3 separate regions of the Mus musculus genome follow, and all the other regions are linked to region 2. A link is a contact called in ENCODE Hi-C or POLR2A ChIA-PET data. All regions are on one chromosome and are shown on one strand. Each heading gives the region's core, a stretch centred on a gene start or an enhancer-like site at or near the end of the contact. The rest is flanking DNA. Distances are from core to core; before and after follow the strand shown.

Evidence for each region. Hi-C counts contacts between places; a loop is a spot of excess contacts on that map. ChIA-PET counts read pairs that join two places held with the same protein, here RNA polymerase II (POLR2A).
Region 1: POLR2A ChIA-PET joins it to region 2 with 19 read pairs in embryonic stem cell. The contact joins the promoter of Inpp5k here to the promoter of Mir22hg in region 2. POLR2A ChIA-PET finds 5 or more read pairs at or near these places in 4 of 5 experiments (Patski and embryonic stem cell).
Region 3: a map of heart shows a loop between it and region 2 (2.8-fold over the local background). The contact joins the promoter of Myo1c here to the promoter of Mir22hg in region 2. A Hi-C loop is called at or near these places in 1 of 37 maps with a recorded cell type or tissue (heart). POLR2A ChIA-PET finds 5 or more read pairs at or near these places in 4 of 5 experiments (Patski and embryonic stem cell).

What each region holds. Positions count from the first base shown.
Region 1 is chr11:75,629,473-75,632,803 of GRCm38, forward strand. Inpp5k (inositol polyphosphate 5-phosphatase K) reads left to right here and starts at 1,548. Exons shown (of 12, transcript NM_008916.2): 1 at 1,548-1,725. The coding sequence starts at 1,628.
Region 2 is chr11:75,459,489-75,462,906 of GRCm38, forward strand. It overlaps Mir22hg (Mir22 host gene (non-protein coding)), which reads left to right and starts at 2,051. Exons shown (of 3, transcript NR_030711.1): 1 at 2,051-2,267.
Region 3 is chr11:75,654,534-75,657,739 of GRCm38, forward strand. Myo1c (myosin IC) reads left to right here and starts at 1,482. Exons shown (of 32, transcript NM_001080775.1): 1 at 1,482-1,668; 2 at 2,959-3,114. The coding sequence starts at 1,651.

The sequences.
Region 1 (3,331 bases), core at 298-2,797, 170 kb after region 2:
TAGAACTCCAGCTCCAGAGGAACCTGATGCTTCAAGTCTCCCAGACCTGCACTCTGGTGCACATGCTGGCGTGCACGTGCACACACGCACAATAGAAATAAAAAGCTTGTTTAAAGGCATGGTGCCACGGGGTTTTAATCCCAGCCCTTGGAAGGCAGGTGGATCTTTCTGTGTTTGAGGCTAGCTTGGCCTAATGAGAATACTAGACCAGGTTTGTTAATTTCACTGCAAGTGGACGAGGTTAATGTGCACCACTGGCATGCTTAGTACCCAGAGAGGGGAAAGGGCAACTGGAATTAGAATGATTATGGGCCACCGTGTGGGTGAAGGGAATCAAACCCAACTTCAGTGGTCTGTAAGTGCTCTTAACTTGTGAGCCCTCTCCAGTACTTTCAGCTTTATTACTGTGTTTATGGCTACAACTGTGATTCTTGTCTTCCATCCAGGGGTAAAGCTCAGGTGGTTAGTTAGACTTGGTAGAAGTTGTCCCCTTCCCTTCCATTTTGAGAATGAATCACAGCACAGTTCGAATGCCCTGAAACTTTAAGGTAGCCCAAACTGGACTCAAACTTGGAGTAACCAATCTCGGTGAGTTTTGGAAATAACATCACTACACCGGGTTCCAGAACATGTATTTCAGGTAGTGGAGCTTTTGTGGGTTCTTGAGGCATCACTGGGTAGCTGGTACTACAGTGTGCTAAAACAACACTCCCATTTCCCTGGGGGAAGTCATAACTGTAAAAACAACCCCATGCACTATCCCCCCTACCCCTCAAAAATTAAGACCCAGAGATCTAAAGGAAATAATAAATCGAAGTGTCTGGCAAAGTAAACAGTCACCATGAATATACACCAAATAGCAACGGCTTGTTTTTCATTCACTGATAGCTCTCGGGGATCCTAAATTATTTTGCTTTGTATTCAGCAAAACTAGTTTCAAGTTGGGCGTGGTGGTGTAATCTCAGCTGAGGTCGGAAAATCAACTTGGTCTGTATAACAAGCCCCAGTACTTACTAGCAAGACTGTCTCAGATGGAAAAAAAAATTTTTTTAAATGACGATCACCAAGTCACTTAAATGAATGGAAGTGTTCTCTGACCCCTATGAGGGCGCCAAGGAACATGAGAAATTACTTATAGTGTGGGCGAGAGAGGCCGAACAGACTACAGTGAGGCTCCCCATCCTGTCCACTCCCGGTTTCTGAGGGTGGGCAGGCGACAGCGAAGACCGTACGCTGCGGGACGATCACGAAGCAGCCCGAGTCCTCGAGCCGCAGCAACTTCCGCCCTCAACGCTCCTCACGCCCGCGCCCTTGCGCAAAGCAGGCTGGGAATGCGGAGCCTAGGTGGCCCCGCCACCGCCCACTCCCGCGTCCGGGCCGGCGGTATGGCGTCGGGAGTGGATGACATGTAGAGCCCGCCTCTCTGAGCCTGGCTCAGCTCCGCCTCTGGGCGGTTCGCTCTGCTGTAAAGCCCCGCCTCTGTCCTCCAACCGCACCCCAAAACCCTAGACACTCTGGATCCACCTCCTACGGAAGCCGAAGCGCAGTCCGAATCCGGAAGAAAAACAATCCGGAGGGAGCAGTGCTGCTGAGACCGGAGACCAAGGGCTGCTCCGGCTCGCACTAGATGCAGCACGGAGACAGGAACACACCGGGTTACCGCGAGGGAATAATGTCGGCTGTGAGTCTAAGGAGGCCGAGCGCACCGAAAGGCTTTGCACTCAGGTGAGGACGCAGGTGTAGGCCGGTCGGTTCCTGGCGGTTAGCTGTCTTCAGCCCAGTCTGATTTGTGGGGCTGGATTTCAAAACCACAGTAGGATCAAGGCTGCCCTAGTTTAGATACCCGAATTCTGTCAGGCCAGTACTGAAAGGGCTATGTTAGGATTGATGCACGCTCTAAACTTTGGCTGCCGAGTTGGTCACTGCAGATGCTCCCCAAGCAAGTGTCCAGTTGATTCTTGGAGCAGACAGGGTTAGATTGCTAAGGACCAACATTTGCCCCTACAGTTGTAGATTAGAAGTTTTGTTCCTGTTTTTCAGCAGTACATCATGGGGTCTTCTTGATCGGGCTGTGATCTCTAGAAATCCGAAATCAGATTTAGATAAGATCCTTTAGCGAGGTAAAGCCTGGTCTCATGCCCGCTCTTAAATCACGAGGAACACTGCTAATCGTCCAATTGAGCGTAATTCGCGGTGCATGGATTTGTTACTAATCATCAAAGTTGAGGATTGGGATGCCAAATCCCGAGTTTTATTTTTTATCCACTTAGAGTGGGAATACAAGGAGCCACTGAGTAAAGAAACCGGTTACCTGCCGGACAGCAGGGGGAGACTGTAAACAGACAAAATGACAGTCTCTCAGAGGACTTGAGAGGAAGGTTTTTGTATTATTTTGTTTATATTCATAGGGAGAGGCAGGGAGCTGCTTGAAGCTAACCAGGAATTTTTTTGTTTTGTTTTGTTTACAAGTCACACTTTAAGAACAGGCTCTGGTGGAGAAGGAAATGCCCCCCTCCCCTTTTTGGGTGGCTCTGCGGGATCTTGTGCTTCAGTGCCTCGGTATTCTTGGAACTCAGGTTTCATCTGTAGAGTCTGAGCTCCTGCTTGCTCTGTCCTGGAGACAGTCTGGGCTTCTTGGAGTGTTGCTATAGCAACACCCTCACTGAAGGTCTCCCTAAGTCTTCGCTTTTCTGAACTTGTGATGGATGTGGTGGTATTTAAGAGCTGTTGATTATTTCTCCTGATACTGAGACTTGTGGAGAGCGGAGGTTGGAATGTTATGTACCAACTGGCGACTTGTCCCAAGAGAGAGTAGACTCGTGAGACAGATAATAAGAAACCTGTTACTCAGAAACTTGTCCCTAGGCTACGTGAAGGCCTTGGCAGGATTTGTTGTGTGCCAAGGATCTGCAAGGTAGGAGAGGGGAAGGGAATACGCTGTCAGCCTCTCTCTTTCTGAGTTTCTGTTCTCGTAGCTCTGAAGCACATGGCCATGCTCAGTCAACCTCCAATTCCCTCTCGGTGCTCTTGGGAACCCATAGGTTGAGGAGTAAGCATGCAGAGTTGCTGACTGGGCCACAGAGGATGAGTGAGGTTTCTGTAGCTGGAGGGGCTAATAGGTTCCTGTCTCTCAAACGCAATCATTCTTTCCTTCTGGCCAATGGCATTTGAGCTCCCTTTGGCAGCTCTGTGCCAGGTACTGCCAGCTATGGGCGACTGTAAACCTGCCTAGAAGAGCCAGTTGGAGGGAGGGAAGAGATTCCTGCTTTCCAGGCATGAAAGGGAAGGTGAAAGCTGGGTAATCCACTGCTCCTTTTCCTCTTTCCTACCA
Region 2 (3,418 bases), core at 801-3,300:
TAGGGATAATGGAGAATAGGGCAGCTTGTTGAAACTTTTCTTTCTTCCAAGCTTGGCTAGAGCCCTGCTCAATTTCCCCCAACTCTGCCAAGTCAGTCCCGGGACTTCGCACTAAGTTTGTCCTGGAGTGACCCTGACTCCAGCTTGGAGCTGGGGCAACACATTTACCTGGGTCTTCCCAGGAGTGGGTTAAAAGTCAAAGATAAGTGGCATCTGAGAAGTTAAAAGTGGGGTGAGTGGGTAAAGGCAGGAGGACCCCATCAATCAGCTGACCTAGGAAGGAAGAGAGCAACTGAAGCAGCAAAGAGCTGGTCCAGGAGACTGGATTCTGACCCACTAGGCTTATCTTCCACAGCCTTTCTTGTTTAGGCTTGGGCTCAGTTTCCCTGCATCATCCGCAGGAGCCCCTGGAGCACCCACATTCAGCCGGCCGCCAGGACAGGCTCCCCAGCAGTGGCCTCCCCACTAACTGACAGTGGTGACAGGAAATATCTCCCATTCCAATCTCCTCAGAAGTCTGAATAAGTAAGGGACAGATGTTGGGGAGAGGCGTCACTCTTGGGTTGATGAAGAAAAGATCATGAGAAGCATACATTTTACCCGCTATGGTTGGGGTTCCATTACCACCCATGGCGGGGTTGAGGGGGAAGGGCAGAAAAAAGGAGATGGAGAAGGACAGACACGTAAGAAGGAGGATGTGGTTAGGGCTGATTCGTCCCCTGGGGTCGAACAATCAGCTGTTACTGGGGCGGAAGGCAGGAAGTCTCCTTAAAGACACAATATTCTGAACGTTGAACTCAGGATTTGAAGCAAGCCCAGCAGTCACCTTAGTGGAGCCCATACTTAATTTAACACAGAAGCGGCTATCTCAGGCTTCCCTCTCATTTCTTTGTCTCAGATGCTCTCACTTAGAAAGCTTAGATGCTCTTAGAAATGACTCAAAAGTCAAGAACCCCAGGCCACAAGTTTCTCTTTGGGGGTGGGGAGGGAGTGAAGAGGTGGTCCCAGTCTTGTCCCTTTAAATAAGCAATTCAGCAGCTTTTGCCAAGTCATTGGGTTCATTTCGGTTTTTGCCCATCCCCCGCCTTTCAGACTCTGATTGGCCCCTAGGGAAGGAGCCGCCTCTTCATTGGTCTCCACCTTTGAAATCACTTCCCTAAGTAGGCCTGAGTCAGAGAAGCGTTTCGGAGGGCGGGACTGAATGGGTGTTAATCTTAGAACCGGGTTTCTGGTTGATACTACTTTGGTAAAGATCTTCCCCTAATTTTTAAAAAGACGCTTCCTCTCTAAAAGTGAGGGCGAATCCTTTGTTAAGAACGTGCCCCTTGAGAAGCCGTGGGCTCTTCAGCGACTAAGACGAGACATTCACTAGAAAAGATTTCACTAAACCCACGAGGGATAGACTAGACCTCCAGTGAAGATTGGGCCTGTGCGGGTGACATTTGTCCCTATACCCCGAAGACCTCGAGCTAGCTCTCCAGTGAAGACTGGGGCCGTGCGAGTGACAGTGGTCCCTATACCCCGAAAAAAAAAAAGTCCTATTTGTGGAAAAAAAAAAAGACTTCGGGTGTTCTGCTGCATCGGTGGCTGGCTTCCATCTTTAGTTCTACTCACTCCTGTTGCTTCGCGTGCTCCACCTTCGCTTAGCTCAGGCCTCCTGTGAATCAGTTTTGAGGCTAAAAGAAGTTCCAAGAAGGAGGGGCTGTAGCCCTTTAAGGACTTCCCCGCGACCGAGTCAGAGATCAGTTTAAAAATGCCAACTCACAGAGCGCGCTGCATTCTGGGAAGCTGAGTGTCACCGTAAGAACTTCATTGACCGGAATGCACTGCAAAAATACACGCCTATACTTCCTTCTGCTCTTTAAACTGTAGTTTGACGTAAAGCTGGTCTAAGCAAGTCGCCTAGGCCGAGGGTTAGCCACACCTTTTCAGCCATTGGCCAGTTGGTTAGTTGGTAGGCGTGGCTTAGAGAAGCTCCTCCAGGCAAGGGGGTGGCCTCCTTGCCAATCAGAGCCCAGACGCCTGAATGGGCGGGAGTAAGCAGAGGTGCTGGCGCCCCCGAGTGGGTGTGGTCACGTTGCCCAGCAATGGGCGGTGATTGGCCCTGGGTGGTTCATTCGCAGCTCGTGCGTCACGACGCCGCCAGCTGATCGGAGACTGGAGCCGGTGTGTGCTGGGCGCTGGGAAGAGACAGAGCGGTCGGCCGTGCGGACAGGTCGCAGTGATTTTGCTCCTCTGTCCACAGCAACCCCCGCACCCAGCATCAGGTGGGTGTGATCTGGGGACCCGGTCATCCCGGGGGGAACCGCGGTAACCGGGTGATGGGGAAAGTAGGGTCCTGACGGCCACACCCTGCCCTTCTGGGGGAGGGGAGAGGGGGCGGCGGGGACAGGGGCGCTCTTGGGAGAGGAGCCTGGACTCTCCCGAGTAGTGTGTCTGGACGTTTAAAGAGAGAGTCCCGGACAGGAGTCGTGGCAGAAGGTTTGGAGAAGTAACTGGGGAGGAATATGAGAGGCCAGAGGGCCGGGGGCGTCTAACCCCGACGCCCTTTGGTTTGAGGATGCCCGAGCTGACCATTTAGCCTAGGGAGGATCTGGACGAGCGAGGGGTGCGGAGGTGCATTGCCTCTACCGGCGCTGACTGGGTCAGGGCCAGTTCAAGTCCCTGGCAGGGAAGGGGTCGCTGGGCGGTCCGGCCCCTCCTCTCGTTCCCTCCCGGGGATGTTATGTAAGGGGGGAGGGGAAAGGAGTAGGGGGCGGCGGTGCGGAGGCCTTATGCAACCCAAAGGTTAGGGTTTCACCGCGGGTTGGGCGGAGGTTGGGGGGGCGGACAGGAGGAGTGCCTGGAAACTCTACCCGCACCCCCCCTCCCAGCCTAACTGGCTGTCTTGGACAGAGAGAAGGTCACCTTTGCACCTCCCCCCTAGTATGTCCGGTAGAGAGGCCCCTAGCCCGGGCTTGGCCTGACTGCCTGGGAAGCCGGCTGGCTGGGTGGGGCGCCTGGGTTAGTCATCGCTGGGCTCCCTCTCTCCCCACCTCCTGGCCAACTCTTGGCCCCTCCCCACGGCCTCCGGTTAGGCTAACGTTCCCACCTCCCTCTGGCCCTAGTTTCAGTCTCCAACTCATTTGGCCTGTCACCCTGGCTGTTAGAGTAGGCTAGAAGCTGTCATGGTGCCAGAGAGTTGATGGAGCAGCTGGTCAGAGGGTCAGTGCCCTGGGCCCACCCCGCCCCGCAGCCAAGGGCACCTGCTTGGCACAAACTCTCAGCAGCCAGTGAACCCTGTGGCCTGAACAGAGCTATCCTGGGCAGAGAGAAGTGGACAGAGACTGATCACCTAGGAGAAGGAAGATCCGACAAAGTTTATACTTCCCAAGAGGCTTTTGGAATTTGAAAGTTGCCCACCCTAGTGTAATCTTTC
Region 3 (3,206 bases), core at 232-2,731, 190 kb after region 2:
AAGGGCTTCGTTCCCCAGCTGGCGCCGCACACCACCCCCACCCCCGGGTTGTGGCTCGAGCTGTTGTTCACGAAGTAATGAACCATCCTTCCCCTTGAGGCCGCAAGGCAGCACCTGTCGCAGACTCACCTCCTCCCCAGGGAGTCCCCGTCCAAGGGGTGGGGCGCTTTGGTGCTTTGGGTTCTTACTCCCCCTATCCTCCCTAGACCAAGTGTATACCCTCGGTATATGCTTCAGGTTCCTTACAAAGGGCGAGGAATAGATAAGGCACTTGAGAACCCTTTGCAAATGGTAGATATAGGGGCGGACGCTTTCTTCACTAGACAAGAAGATTGGACTCTCCCCCAAGTCCCTCAGTGCGTGTAGAATGAAAGAGGAAGAGGGTAGTAGTGGTGTTGATGGCTTGGTCAGTGCTTCATTTCAGGCAACCCAACAATTCTGGCAAGTATCAGCCAATCGGCCTCTTAAGGCACTTACTCATGATCATCATCCTGCTAGTAAGCAAAGGCCAGGCTGGTTTTGTTGTTGTTGTTTTGTTTTACCGTAGACATCCATATGCCACAAGAGGTGGCAACTGACCCAAAGTCCACTCCACTCCTCTCACACACTCTTCTCGGGCCTAAAAAGGGCTGATGTCGTCAGAGAACCAGCGAGGGTGCTGGACAGACAAGGAAGACAGCTGATGGCCTGTGTTCAGGGAAGAGCGGAGATCCAGAGGGAAGAGAAAGAAGGGAAGAGAGGAGAGGAGCCCATGGGGCAGGGCACTGAGTCCGGAGGATATTCAGGCTGGAACATAAGGTTATTGGCTGCACACGTAGGAAAGTCAGAAGGGTGCTGCCTACTCGGCAAACAGGCTTCTTTAGGGGTCATGCTGGGTCAAAAAGGGCACCCTGCTCTGACCCTAGGATTTGTTTCTTAGCTAGGGAAGAGATCTTTCAAGAGATGTTTCTCTTCTGGCTCTCTTGGCACAAGTTTGTAATCTTAGTACTCAGGAGGCTGAGGCAGGAGGCATCTTGAGTTCCAGGCCAGATTGGGCTCCGTAAAGAGACCCTGTCTCAAACAATTTCTTTTCTAAGGATTTAAAGAATGGAGCCAGTCCTTTGGGAGTGTGTATGGGGGTGGACAGTGTCCCGTACAGAGGCTCCGCCTGTCCCGGGGCGCCGGCCGTATTTGGACATTTCGTTCTATTTTTAACTTTCCCGGGACTCGAGGTTGGGGGTGGGGAGAGAAATCCTGCTTCCCCGGTGACCCACGGGCTTCAGCCCTCGTCTCGCGCGGGGTGTCCAGCCCCGTGCTGTAGACACGAGCCCGGAAGTGAGTTCCGGAGCTGTGTAGACGCGGCGGCCGCGCGGGTTCCGGGCCCCACCCTGGAACTAACGACGTTCCTCCTGGAAAACCTGACTCAGGCGGAGCCCGCGGCACGCAGGAGGCCCCGCCCCTCGCGCGCCCCCTCTTAGGTCCCGAACCCCCTCCCACCCAGCCCGGCCAGGCCGGCTGCAGTGGGTCCTAGGGTCGGGACTCCGAGCCCCCTGAGCCAAGGGGCCTGCAAGGGGCGGTGCAGGGGGCGGGCTGGCCCCTCCCTCGGTTACGCCGCGGCCGAGTACAGACCAAGAGGCGCGGGCAGCGGAGCGGGGCGCCGGGTCCGGCAGGATGCGCTACCGGGCATCGGTGAGCATGGGCGCGGGCAGGTTTGGGGTCCAGGGTATCTCTCGGTGGCCCGCGGCGCTCCAGGGCCGGCCTTGAAGCGGGCGCGGCCCAGGAATTTCGGTGGAAGATGTCCCTGAAAGTTGCTAGAACAGGAGGCCGAGGCGGAGAGGGCTGCAGAACGCTCGAACCCAGGACCATGTGGTCGCCCCTGGTGATGGCTAAGACCCCTCCCACTTGAGGACCAGGGGGCGTTGGCTGCGGTGGTGTTTGGCAGCAGCTTCGGGCTGGGTGGGTCAGGGGTGGGCAGGTCTGAGGGAGACAGGCCCTGGACTTGAGGGGTGACGGAGAAGCAGAGAACTGAGCAACTAGGGCTAGAAACCAGGGTCAGGGGAGACTTGGTGACCTCCCTGGAATTTACAGCGGCTCCCAGTACCTTCCTCTTCCTTGACACCCCCCTACCCCAGCATTTTCTAGATCTGCAGGCCCTCTTTGAAAGGAAAGCTCTGCTTAAGACGCGGCTTGAGGGTCTAGCTAAGCCTGTACCTGCCCCACCCTTGGGTGGCAGCTGGGTTTCCCCTGGGAGAACCCTCCACCTCCTGAGGCTTCTCAACGGTGGAGGAGCTGCGGGAGGAGGGGGGGCGGGGGGGGAAGCCTAGCAGCTGGAGAGGAGGGAGTGGCTCCAGTTGAGGGAGGGCAGGCCACCCGCTTCTGGGGTGGGCATCAAGTCCAGCTGAGGTGGTGGCCCATGGGGAAACCCTCTCCTAGGACGTGAGCTCTGGCTTGATCCCTAAACAACTTCTACTTCTGGGAATTTGGGGTGGATGGGAGTTGGAGAGATGGCCCCTCCCTGTCTGCAGAATTCCCTCTGAACCGTTTGTCCTCCAAAGCACCTGTAACACGTAGCTGGGATTTGAGGTCACCTGAACTAACCCACTCCTGTTCTCTGAAGAGGAAGCAGTCCTGAGAAAGGAGGAGGTTTGTCCAAGGTCAACACCAGCATTCTTTCTGCCGTTCCTAGGAGCTCCTTGTCATGTCCCACCTTCCTCAACTCAAAATGCCGCTGCCCTGGATTCCATGCAGTCGTTCAGTGTCTGCTGGGCCCTTTGTGCTCCTATGGGCTGTGTGCATGGTCCATATGTCCCATAGGGTCTCTTATCTGCATTCCAGCATCCTGCAACCCAGCCATATGTCCGGAACATGTTCTGTAGCCTGTGTCCAAAGTGTCCCTGCCTTCTACATCCTGCAGGCAGGGTAGGAAACGAGACTTTAACCTGCAGACTCTGACAGCGTCTTGTGGCTGGTTCCTCACAGGCCCTGGGCAGTGACGGGGTTCGAGTGACCATGGAGAGCGCCTTGACTGCCCGAGACCGGGTAGGGGTGCAGGACTTTGTCCTGCTGGAGAATTTCACCAGTGAGGCTGCCTTCATTGAGAACCTCCGGCGGCGGTTCCGGGAGAACCTCATTTATGTGAGTGCCATGAGCACGGCTGGGCCCAAGGACCTAGGGGAAGGTGGCAGCAGGAACCTTCAGGAAAAGCCTCTGACCCTTCTCCCCCACCC